Regions from separate parts of the Mus musculus genome. Here region 1 is linked to region 2. A link is a contact called in ENCODE Hi-C or POLR2A ChIA-PET data. All regions are on one chromosome and are shown on one strand. The core of a region is the stretch at or near the end of the contact, and the rest is flanking DNA. Distances in the headings are between cores, read along the strand shown. Region 1 holds the start of Rpl37a (ribosomal protein L37a). Region 2 holds the start of Igfbp5 (insulin-like growth factor binding protein 5).

Evidence for each region. Hi-C counts contacts between places; a loop is a spot of excess contacts on that map. ChIA-PET counts read pairs that join two places held with the same protein, here RNA polymerase II (POLR2A).
Region 1: POLR2A ChIA-PET joins it to region 2 with 42 read pairs in embryonic stem cell. The contact joins the promoter of Rpl37a here to the promoter of Igfbp5 in region 2. A Hi-C loop is called at or near these places in 3 of 37 maps with a recorded cell type or tissue (CH12F3, ES-E14 and T-helper 17 cell). POLR2A ChIA-PET finds 5 or more read pairs at or near these places in 2 of 5 experiments (both embryonic stem cell).

Annotation. Positions count from the first base shown.
Region 1 is chr1:72,709,832-72,714,635 of GRCm38, forward strand. Rpl37a (ribosomal protein L37a) reads left to right here and starts at 1,429. Exons shown (of 4, transcript NM_009084.4): 1 at 1,429-1,492; 2 at 1,841-1,969; 3 at 2,311-2,393; 4 at 3,671-3,982. The coding sequence starts at 1,490. The coding sequence ends at 3,734.
Region 2 is chr1:72,873,143-72,877,731 of GRCm38, forward strand. It overlaps Igfbp5 (insulin-like growth factor binding protein 5), which reads right to left and starts at 1,723. Exons shown (of 4, transcript NM_010518.2): 1 at 664-1,723. The coding sequence starts at 997.

The DNA.
Region 1 (4,804 bases), core at 179-2,678, 160 kb before region 2:
TGAGACCTTGTATCAGAATAAAAAATAAGAAAAGGCTGGGTATACAGTTCAATTATAGTAACTTGGGTAGTATGTATGAAGCCCTAGGTTCAATCCCAATACAAATAAACACATAAATAAATAAACACAATCTCAAATTATGGTAGACTCATAAATGCTAGCCCCAAATTACATGTTCCAAGAGGAAAACAAAACAAATAGAGGAAAAATTAAATAAATAATGTACAAAAATACTTAAGAATTAAGAGTTTCACAAACTTTCACATTACAAAGAGAATCAGTTCTTTTTTTAAAAAAAAAAAAAAGACAAATCTTTCCGAATATTTATTTATTTTCTATGTATAGATATTTTTCTTGTACACATATCTGTGGACCACGTGAGGTCACAAGGAGTCTCCTAAAAGTAGAGTTACACGCACTTTTGAGCCACCATGTGGGTGGAAAGCAGAGTCAATGAGCCCTCTTTCTAGCCCCAAGACAGACTTCTTTAAAATCAAACACTAACATCATTTCCCACTGGAAATCTTAAAGTTTAAGAAAATCTTAGGAGAGAGAAGTGTTTAAAAATTTCAGAGCCAGGCGTGGTGGCACACGCCTTTAATCCCAGCACTTGGGAGGCAGAGGCAGGCGGATTTCTGAGTTCGAGGCCAGCCTGGTCTACAGAGTGAGTTCCAGGACAGCCAGGGCTACACAGAGAAACCCTGTCTCCAAACCTCCCTCCCCTCCCCCCCAAAAAAAGAAAGAAAGAGAACCACCACTTTAGGGTCTTGGGTTCAAGTAGCCTCTATTCCTTACATTATCCCCAGAACTCTGATCAGCAACATTTCGTAACTCTTTTTTTTTTTTTTTTTAGATTTATTTATTTATTATATGTAAGTACACTGCAGCTGTCTTCAGACACTCCAGAAGAGGGCATCAGATCTCATTATGGATGGTTGTGAGCCACCATGTGGTTGCTGGGATTTGAACTCAGGACCTTCAGAAGAGCAGTCTGCGCTCTTAATCGCTGAGCCATCTCTCCAGCCCATTTCGTAACTCTTAATCGTGACGAATATGACTGTCTCCCAGCCGAACTGTAACTCGGCCTGGGAGCGGATCCTAGGCGTTTACTATGGCCAGCATCTAGCACCCGGCCTGGCGATTTTCCGAAGTATAATATAGTGGGAAGGCAATGCGCCTCAGTCACAAACGTCGCGCTTTAAACACTTAAAGGCAAGCCACCTAAAACCCGTCTCTTCGCGAGCAGAACGCAAGAAATCGCATCTGCTCTGCAGAACTTTGGTTATGTGTAAGCTAAGAAGGATGTGCTTCCAGCTCGTGAACCACTTCTGCGCATCTATGCATTTCTCAGTGGAGACAGCGAATAAACCGCCAGAACACCGAGTTCACTTCCGAGAGAGGAGGTCGCGTCACTTCCGCTCGCCGGTCTAAAACCGCGCATGCGCATTGCGTCCCTTCCTCTTCGGACTTGGGCTTGGGTTCCGGCGACATGGTGAGTGTCTTCGTAACCGCTTTGGAAGTCGCTATCCATCGTCATCTGCCTTAGTCTCCGGCGTCCCGCTCTCAGCCCACCTCGGGTAGTCTGTGCTGTCCCTGTCCTGTCTGCTGTCGGGCTTCTCCCGGCGTCTGGAGCCCCGTACGCGGCCGGAGGCGGCTCGGCGGGGCTTGGCCCAGCGCGGTAGTTAATGCACAATCTGGAGCCTTTTGGCGCTCTGTGGGCGCCTTCCTTGATGGTTGAGCTTGAGGGAAAACAGGATTCAGCCGAGTTTGTGCTCAGCGGCGCGTTGGCGTGCACCGACTGGCTCAATGTCTCTGCTCCGTTCCTTTCCTCTGTCAACAGGCTAAACGCACCAAGAAGGTCGGCATCGTCGGCAAGTACGGGACCCGCTATGGTGCCTCCCTCCGGAAAATGGTGAAGAAAATTGAAATCAGCCAGCACGCCAAGTACACTTGCTCCTTCTGTGGCAAGGCAAGTCGGCCTCGGGTTAGGGAGGAGGGTGCCATTGCTCCCGAGCTAAGGCGGTTTGGGCTCGCTTTTTGCGGAGCATTCGTTGTTTACTTGCAACTAGTGAGGAACTTAAGGGTGAATGGTTTGGAGAGGAAAAAGTCCGATCTTGGGAAATTGATAGCGATGTCAGCGCATCTGTACCAACCCCAAAGAGGTCTGTTTAGCCTGTAAATAATACTCTGCTTGGGTTACTAGAATTTAACTGCTAATGGATAAGCTGGCTTTTCCATAGTTTACTCTCTGGAAGTCTCAGGGATTTTTTTTTTATATATATTTCATAACAAGATCTTAACTACTTACAGACCAAGATGAAGAGACGAGCCGTCGGCATCTGGCACTGTGGTTCCTGCATGAAAACAGTGGCCGGTGGGGCCTGGACCTACAAGTGAGTGTTTTCTCCTGTGGTATAGGAAAGGCTATGGACTGCACAGCCCGTGTTCCAGGTCTGGTGCATATCGGATTTGTTTTAGTTTAAAGCAAATCATGAGTTTGGGTTTAAAAGTTAATAGTTTTTGGTCAGGGCTATACAGTGAAACCCTGTCTCAAAAACAAAGTTATGGTTATAGATAAAAGCTCAGAGCCGGGCGTGGTGGCGCACGCCTTTAATCCCAGCACTCGGGAGGTAGAGGTAGGCGGATTTCTGAGTTCGAGCCCAGCCTGGTCTACAAAGTGAGTTCCAGGACAGCCAGGGCTACACAGAGAAACCCTGTCTCGGGGGAAAAAAAAAAAAAGAAGAAGTTCAGACTTTGATTCTCATATTCCTTTTGAATTGTACAGTCACCATGCTCTTTGGAAAATTACAGTTGATCTAAGTCCATTGGTGTTTGTGCTGGACTTGACTTAACACTACAAGTTATTTCTATAAAATGGTTTGAGGTTAATTGACTCGGGATTGTATAGAACATTGGAGGCTGTTTGGGCATATTTAGTGCTATGACCTTGACAGAGCCAGATGTTGTTGAAATGAAGCCTCCTGTCATTGTTTGCTTTGTTCTTAAGAGCTTTAGCATCTCAAACCAACAGCTGCCCCTCCACCCCTGAGTTTGCTGGCCAGAAGTCTGGTATCCAAGTGGTGTGGTGTTTTTATACTTCCAGCATGGCCCTCTGAGTGTGGCTAGTTGCTGAGGAGGTGAACATGTGGGTTGCAGTTTTTCTTGACGCCTTGGTATTGAAAAAACAGTCTGAGTGTGTTTAAGAGCAGCTTGAGTGCACAAGGAGTAGTGGTAGCAAGTGCTCTGTCCTGATAGGTGACTGACTATTCATACACAGTGTGTGGTCTGGCTGTTTGGTTTGGGGGTGTAGGCTTAAAACTTATCATAGGCCTCCTCTATCCTGTCTACAGAGGAGAGCACCTTAAGATCTCGTGGAGTCTGGGTCTGTCTCTTTTTCAATATTGAAGAAATCAGATGCTCAAGCACCTTAGAATAGTGAGAGTGCCCCAAGTCTTGGCTTTTGAAGGGTGCCACCATGCCAGTGTGACATCAGCACTGGTCTTGTTAGGTAAGGTTCACTGCAGCATGGTTGGTGTTGGCGAAGGATGCTATCATTCTTTCCATGAGAAAATTAAGAAATTTCAGGACTATAGGGGAACAATGGGACAGATACACTCAGGTGTTCTATGTTAACATTCACAGTTATGTTGGAAATGGTTTTTCTTCACAGCACCACCTCTGCAGTCACAGTGAAGTCTGCCATCAGAAGACTGAAGGAACTGAAAGACCAGTAGAAGCCCTGCTGTCTGAGACTTGCCTAGCCTGCAATAAACGGGTTATTTACGTAACTTTTTTTTTTTTGCCTTGTTTGTGGTTAATTAAAACATTTGGTGTGTGTTCTATTTTTTATTTTCGAAAGATGCTTGTTTTGAGACATACTGTGTGACCCTGGCTGGCCTTGAGTGCCTGGTTCTCCTTACAAGTGTAGATACATCTGGCTTAAGATTTTAGTCTTTCAGAAATAAAAATGTTGCTAAGACAATTATGTACATAGCTTGGTTTGCTATATTGTCAGCAAACTGAAACTAGAATATTTATAGAAATGTTAATAAGATTGAATTAAATGTAGTGTGAGTACTTGGTAGGAAATAAATGATAATACATAGGTAAATAACAAAAATGAGGGTCTCCTGACAAATTTAGGGTTTAATATATTTAGGAATAGTTTTATGGCTAGCCTTTTCTGAAACTTTACAGTTAACTGCCAGGTTTGTCAGTTATGCTTTGACCAGCCATGCCAAAGCTACTGGACTCCTTGGGAGCCACCAGACAAGTCCTATGCATTCCAAGTCCAGAACAGTCATTTTCCTTAGAGTAAAAGCTTGACCTTTTGTGGGCCCATCCCCATCTTACACAGCAGTCACTTCTGACTTTCTTATTCTGAGGTTTACTCGGTTCCTGTTACCTGTGCTCCAGTTCTGCCTAGACACATCCTAAGCAGTACTTACTAGACCTATAGCAGTAACCGCTTGAAATTTCAAGTAAGCAGTTAAACTTGTGTGTGAGAAGTGCAGGGGTTTTTTTTTGGGGGCGGGGGGTTACTGTATGCGTGTGTCTGCATCCCTGTATGCATGGTGTCTGAAGATGACACCAGATCCCCTGGAACTGGAATGACAGTTGTTACTATGTGATGGAAGAATTGCCAGTGCTCTTAAGTGCTAAGCCGTTTTTCCAGCCCCCAAGAAATTATGTAATTTCTAAATGATGGAGCTGGGTTTGAATTTTGGTCTTATACCCCAGAACCAAGATTCATAGCTGTTTTTATTTTGTGGTAGTCCAGTGGCTGAAGCCACAAGTAGGAAAG
Region 2 (4,589 bases), core at 473-2,972:
AGCAAGTGTACGTGTGGGTGAGCTCTCAATACCTCCACCCAAAAGACATTAGTTGTCAAGTGGGGGGGGGGGATGTACGCGCGTACGCGCGCGCGCGCGCTCCTGAGCAAATAGGAATAGAGTGAGAGATAAATTTAGAGGCACTGAGATGGGGGCGGAGGGGTGAGGCTTGGAGGGATCAAGGTAGAATTAGCTTTAAAGATGGAACGCATCTTCAGATTCCAATTAAAATGACCTTTTAACAGAAAGGATTTTCTAAAGTTTAGGGAGAAAAGTACGGGGTTGGGGTGGAGAAGGGAGTTGATAATTTAACCTGTTCTTTTTCAGAGAGGATTCTCTTGGGATTTGGACTTTGAGACTCAAAAGGAGCTCAGAGTCAGAATTGCCACGAGTTAGGAGTGGGGGAGGGTCGGGTTGGGGTGGAGATGAAGTGTAAACTGGTAGAGACGGTTAGACAGCCGCCTAGGATAGCTTGCTCTGCCAGGGATTCAAGTGTGAGGTGCAAGGACCCACCCCATCTACTCTCAGGAGCTACTAGGGTCTAAGCCACTTGCTGCGCGCGCAAAGCGCGCGGGTTCCCAATCGGTCCCCGGTCCCCACCCATCCAAGGTGCCTCCCTCCCCAGCTCCTGTGCCGTGCAACTGAAACCCCAGTAGCGCTCACCTATCTTGGTTTGCTCGCCGTAGCTCTTTTCGTTGAGGCAAACCCCGCGGCCGTGCAGCAGGGCGTGCAGCGGCTTCTCCTCATCCTGCCGGGGGAGGCAGCGCAAACCCTGGGCGCAGCGCTCCGTGTAGACGCCACACGACTGTCCCTCCGCCAGGGCGCAAGTCATGCAGCAGCCACAGCCGGGCTCTTTGACCAGCTCACAGCCCAGAGGGCTGGGGGGACACATGGACAGAGCTTTCTCGTCGCAGGGTTCACAGTGCACGAAAGAACCCAGGCCTTGAGCCGGTACGGCATAGGCGGCCAGCAGCAGGAGGACCACGCTGATCACCATTTTCTCGGAGTCTGGCTTTACCTCGGGGCGGGGCAGGAGAGCGAGAGTGTGTGGAGAAAGAGGGAGCCTGGAGATTTTTTTCCTTTTAAATCTCTTGCAGGTAGAGCAGGTGCTCTCCCCCAAACACTTGCAAAATATGAGGCAAGGAGGATTCAGATGCCTGCACGCAAGTCCCAATTGCGAGGATTAAAGACTTGCAACAGGTTGGGGGTGAAAAAAAGAGGCGCGCCAGGTGCACGCAGAGCGAGCGGAGACCGTAGAAACCCCCAGGCGGGATCGGGTCAGAATTGGGGGTGGTGGTGGAGAGAACCACAGAATTGCTCACTCCAAAGCAACAGAAATAATTAGCTTGGAGGCCTTGAAAAGGGAGGAGGTGAAGAAAAAAATGGATTGGGCTTAATTTTCCCCCCTTTGCTTAAAATCTAAAACGCAACCCCACTCCGCTCGGTCTCAGCGGCCAGCTGCGCTGCTGCCGCAGAACAGGTAAGAGGCGTCGGCGGCTGACAACAAGATCGGGAAAATGTTGAAATCGAGGGGGGAAAAAGGGCAAAAACCCAGACCTCACCAAACCTGGACCCCAACACCTGCTCTGTCACCACCTCTTCGAAACCCGCAGGTTCTGCGTGAAGTCCGGAGAAGGGTGCAGACCGAGGGGGGGGGTAACAAAAAGGAACAAAAAGGGGGAAAAAAGCCCAAACAGCTTTGCAGCTCTTTCCTAGCTCTTTTAGAAGTTTCCAAAGAGACTGCGGGCTCTGGTCGAGCAGGCGCTTTTAAATAGACGGCCCCTGGCTGCCAGCCAGTTGTAGCTGCAATTTGAGCTCCCCAACACCCAACCCATGCAAGGATGCCAAGGAGCTTTGCAGCGCAAACTCACACGGGGTGGGGGTGGGGAAGAGAGGCCTTCTAGACACGGGGGCTCCCCTTCGCTCCCTACACAGAGCCCTCCTCCTCACGGAATGTACGGAAAGGGCTTTGGGGGGGGGGCGAAGACAGGCGAGCTACAGAGGAGAGTAGGGAGAAGGTGGAGGGAGGAGTGGATGGCAGTACTCTTCAGAAGCTGGGTGAATACAATGGAGCGAGTCTGTTTTCCGACAACTAGCCCGGACACTGGCTGTTAGGAGTCACATTTTCTTATTAGCCGTGTATACCCTGCCCAAGAAGTCCTTTCCAACTTTAGAAAAAAAAGTGTCTAAGAGACCACTGAAGGTTTGTCTGTCTGTGTGTTTGTGTTTGGAGGACAAGTAGTGTACAGTAGCTGGTGAGGGGCATTGAGATAAATTTAAAGAGAAAAGGAGTGCGGGCGCGTGTGTAGACCCCTCCCCCATTAAAAGGGGCAGAGGGATTATGGCAAGGGCTTGTCATTATTGTTCTGGTGGGGTACTGATTTTAGTTAAAGCCAGTGGTCATTTTCCTTCACCTATATAGATGACCAGGGAATCTCTCTCTCTCTCTCTCTCTCTCTCTCTCTCTCTCTCTCTCTCTCTCTCTCTCTGAGTGTGAGCGTGCTATGTGCACTTTCAAGAAGGGATAACGCCCTCCACCCCACCCCCCTCCCCAGCTTTGTTGGGAGTAGTGACTGAGACCCTGGAGGAAATGCTGTGGGTTGTCAGTTTTATCTGGTGTCCTCATGGACACCTTAAATGTCCTTTTAAATGGAAGGAAGGTAGGATAAAGTGATAACCTTCTTGGGTTGACAATGAGGCATTTCTGTGGGGTAGGCAGATCCTGGAGTGAGCAGGTACCTCGCTGCAGGAGACCTTGTTTAAGGGTTAATATGTACCAAGGTAGCATCCTGGAGCCTGCACGTGAGAAATCCTCACCATGCCACAGGAAGCCCCAGATCGCTAGTCAGCACTAGGGACCATTCTTCCCTTAGGAAAATGAAAGAAAACCTAATTTTTGAAAGAAGGAATATGATGGCTTTAGCTTTTTTTGTTTGTTTTAAAAATTAATTTGACATGATAGGTGGTCTGTAGACTGCCCACCACAGGTAAGAAAAGACATGATCAAGTGATGGTCTCTGGGGAGTTCTTGGGGGCAGGGCTTTTGCCCTTTCTCCAACTCTCTTCTTCCCTTGCTCTGTTCTTTTAGAAAAAGGGGCTGCATTTCATGAATTTTGCCACTAGACTGCACCCTTATCTATGATAAGAATTCTTGCTGGAGGACTGCAATATTGAGAAAATATTTCCCTTGCTGGCTCCATTTGGGAGCATCTCCCCGGGCGCTGTTCACACTCCCAGATTCTGATCCAGATTCTCGGTTCTCTGCCAATAGGCACATTTTAAGACAGGACCAAATCTTAAAGGTGTCCTTTTACACCCATTGCCAGGGCAGTTTTATTGTGTTGGTGGCTAGCAGAGGGAAGAAGAGCTGTGTGCACCAATGTACCCCCACACCCCCCAAAAAGGCAGGAGGGTTGGTTGGTTCCAAGAGCCTGTCTCTGCTGTTGGAGGGCTTGGGAAAGCAGGGAGCAACTTAACATTAGAAACTGGGTTGCATTATTTTAGAAGGGGAAGAGATCAAGTGTTATTTTCTTATTTAAGTTAACTTCAGGAGGGAAGAGTGTTAGAAAGGGGCATGGTGTGGGGATGGGCTCAGCTCACCCTGGTGTAGCATTTGAAACGAGAAATCTAGGGTGGTTCTTCTGTCCGGTTTCTCAAGAGTTGCCCAGTACTCTCAAAATATAGCCTCTAGAAGTAAATTTTGTTCTAGCTGACTTCTTGTGGCTAAGTACAGTGTGTAAGGACCAGTAAGAGAAGGAGAGGGCTCATAGAGAAGAGAGGTGGGCAGGGAGAAGAGAAGTGAGAGAGTGGGAAATTGGTCCTCGAAGGGTGATGGTGGGGTCATGGGGAGAGATCAGTGAATGACTTTCTATATTAAACAACCATGATGAGCTCCACTTCCAAAAGAGCAGAAGGAACCGAGAGACGGGCACTGCTCTTCAGGGTCACAGGGTAGGCTCTTGAGAGCACACACGAAACCTCCTTTGAACCCTGGGATCGTCTGTAGCGATTTTTATCAGTGACTGGAGAGGTGAATTTTATGCTCAACAGTCTATATGTGATGTTCAGTGACAAGCGTGCTGGGTGTTGGGGCATAAGGGCTTCCCATGAGTCCATTCTCTCTGCCCTCTATTCGAAAAGCCCTGGACTCTTCAGAAGATGGGAGGGGGGGGGACTTAATATCAACAGAGTTTCACTGAGATGACTAACTTATTCTGGACACACTGAAATCTGGTCGCACTCTCAGAGACCTCCTTAATGGCTGGCTTAGCTTTGCTGCCAGGAACGTACCTGTGTGTGGATAGCTGAGCTCTGATAAGCCTTTGGACACAATCTTCTTAGTGATGTTTGAAGTTAAATGTCATCTACCATGCTCTGTCTCCCCTGAGATCACTCTTTTATTTGCTTTGACAAGAATTAAGTGATGACCAGGACCAAGCTTCAAGAACTACAAGAGAATGAAAGATTTGTGCTGTTTGTCTGAACAACATTCAAAGGGCTTTCGTTCAGGAAGCTTACCAGACCTCCATAAGCCAGCTGTTTCTCCAAGATTTTGGAATGATTTCTAGGGCAAGGATGGTTCCTGATAA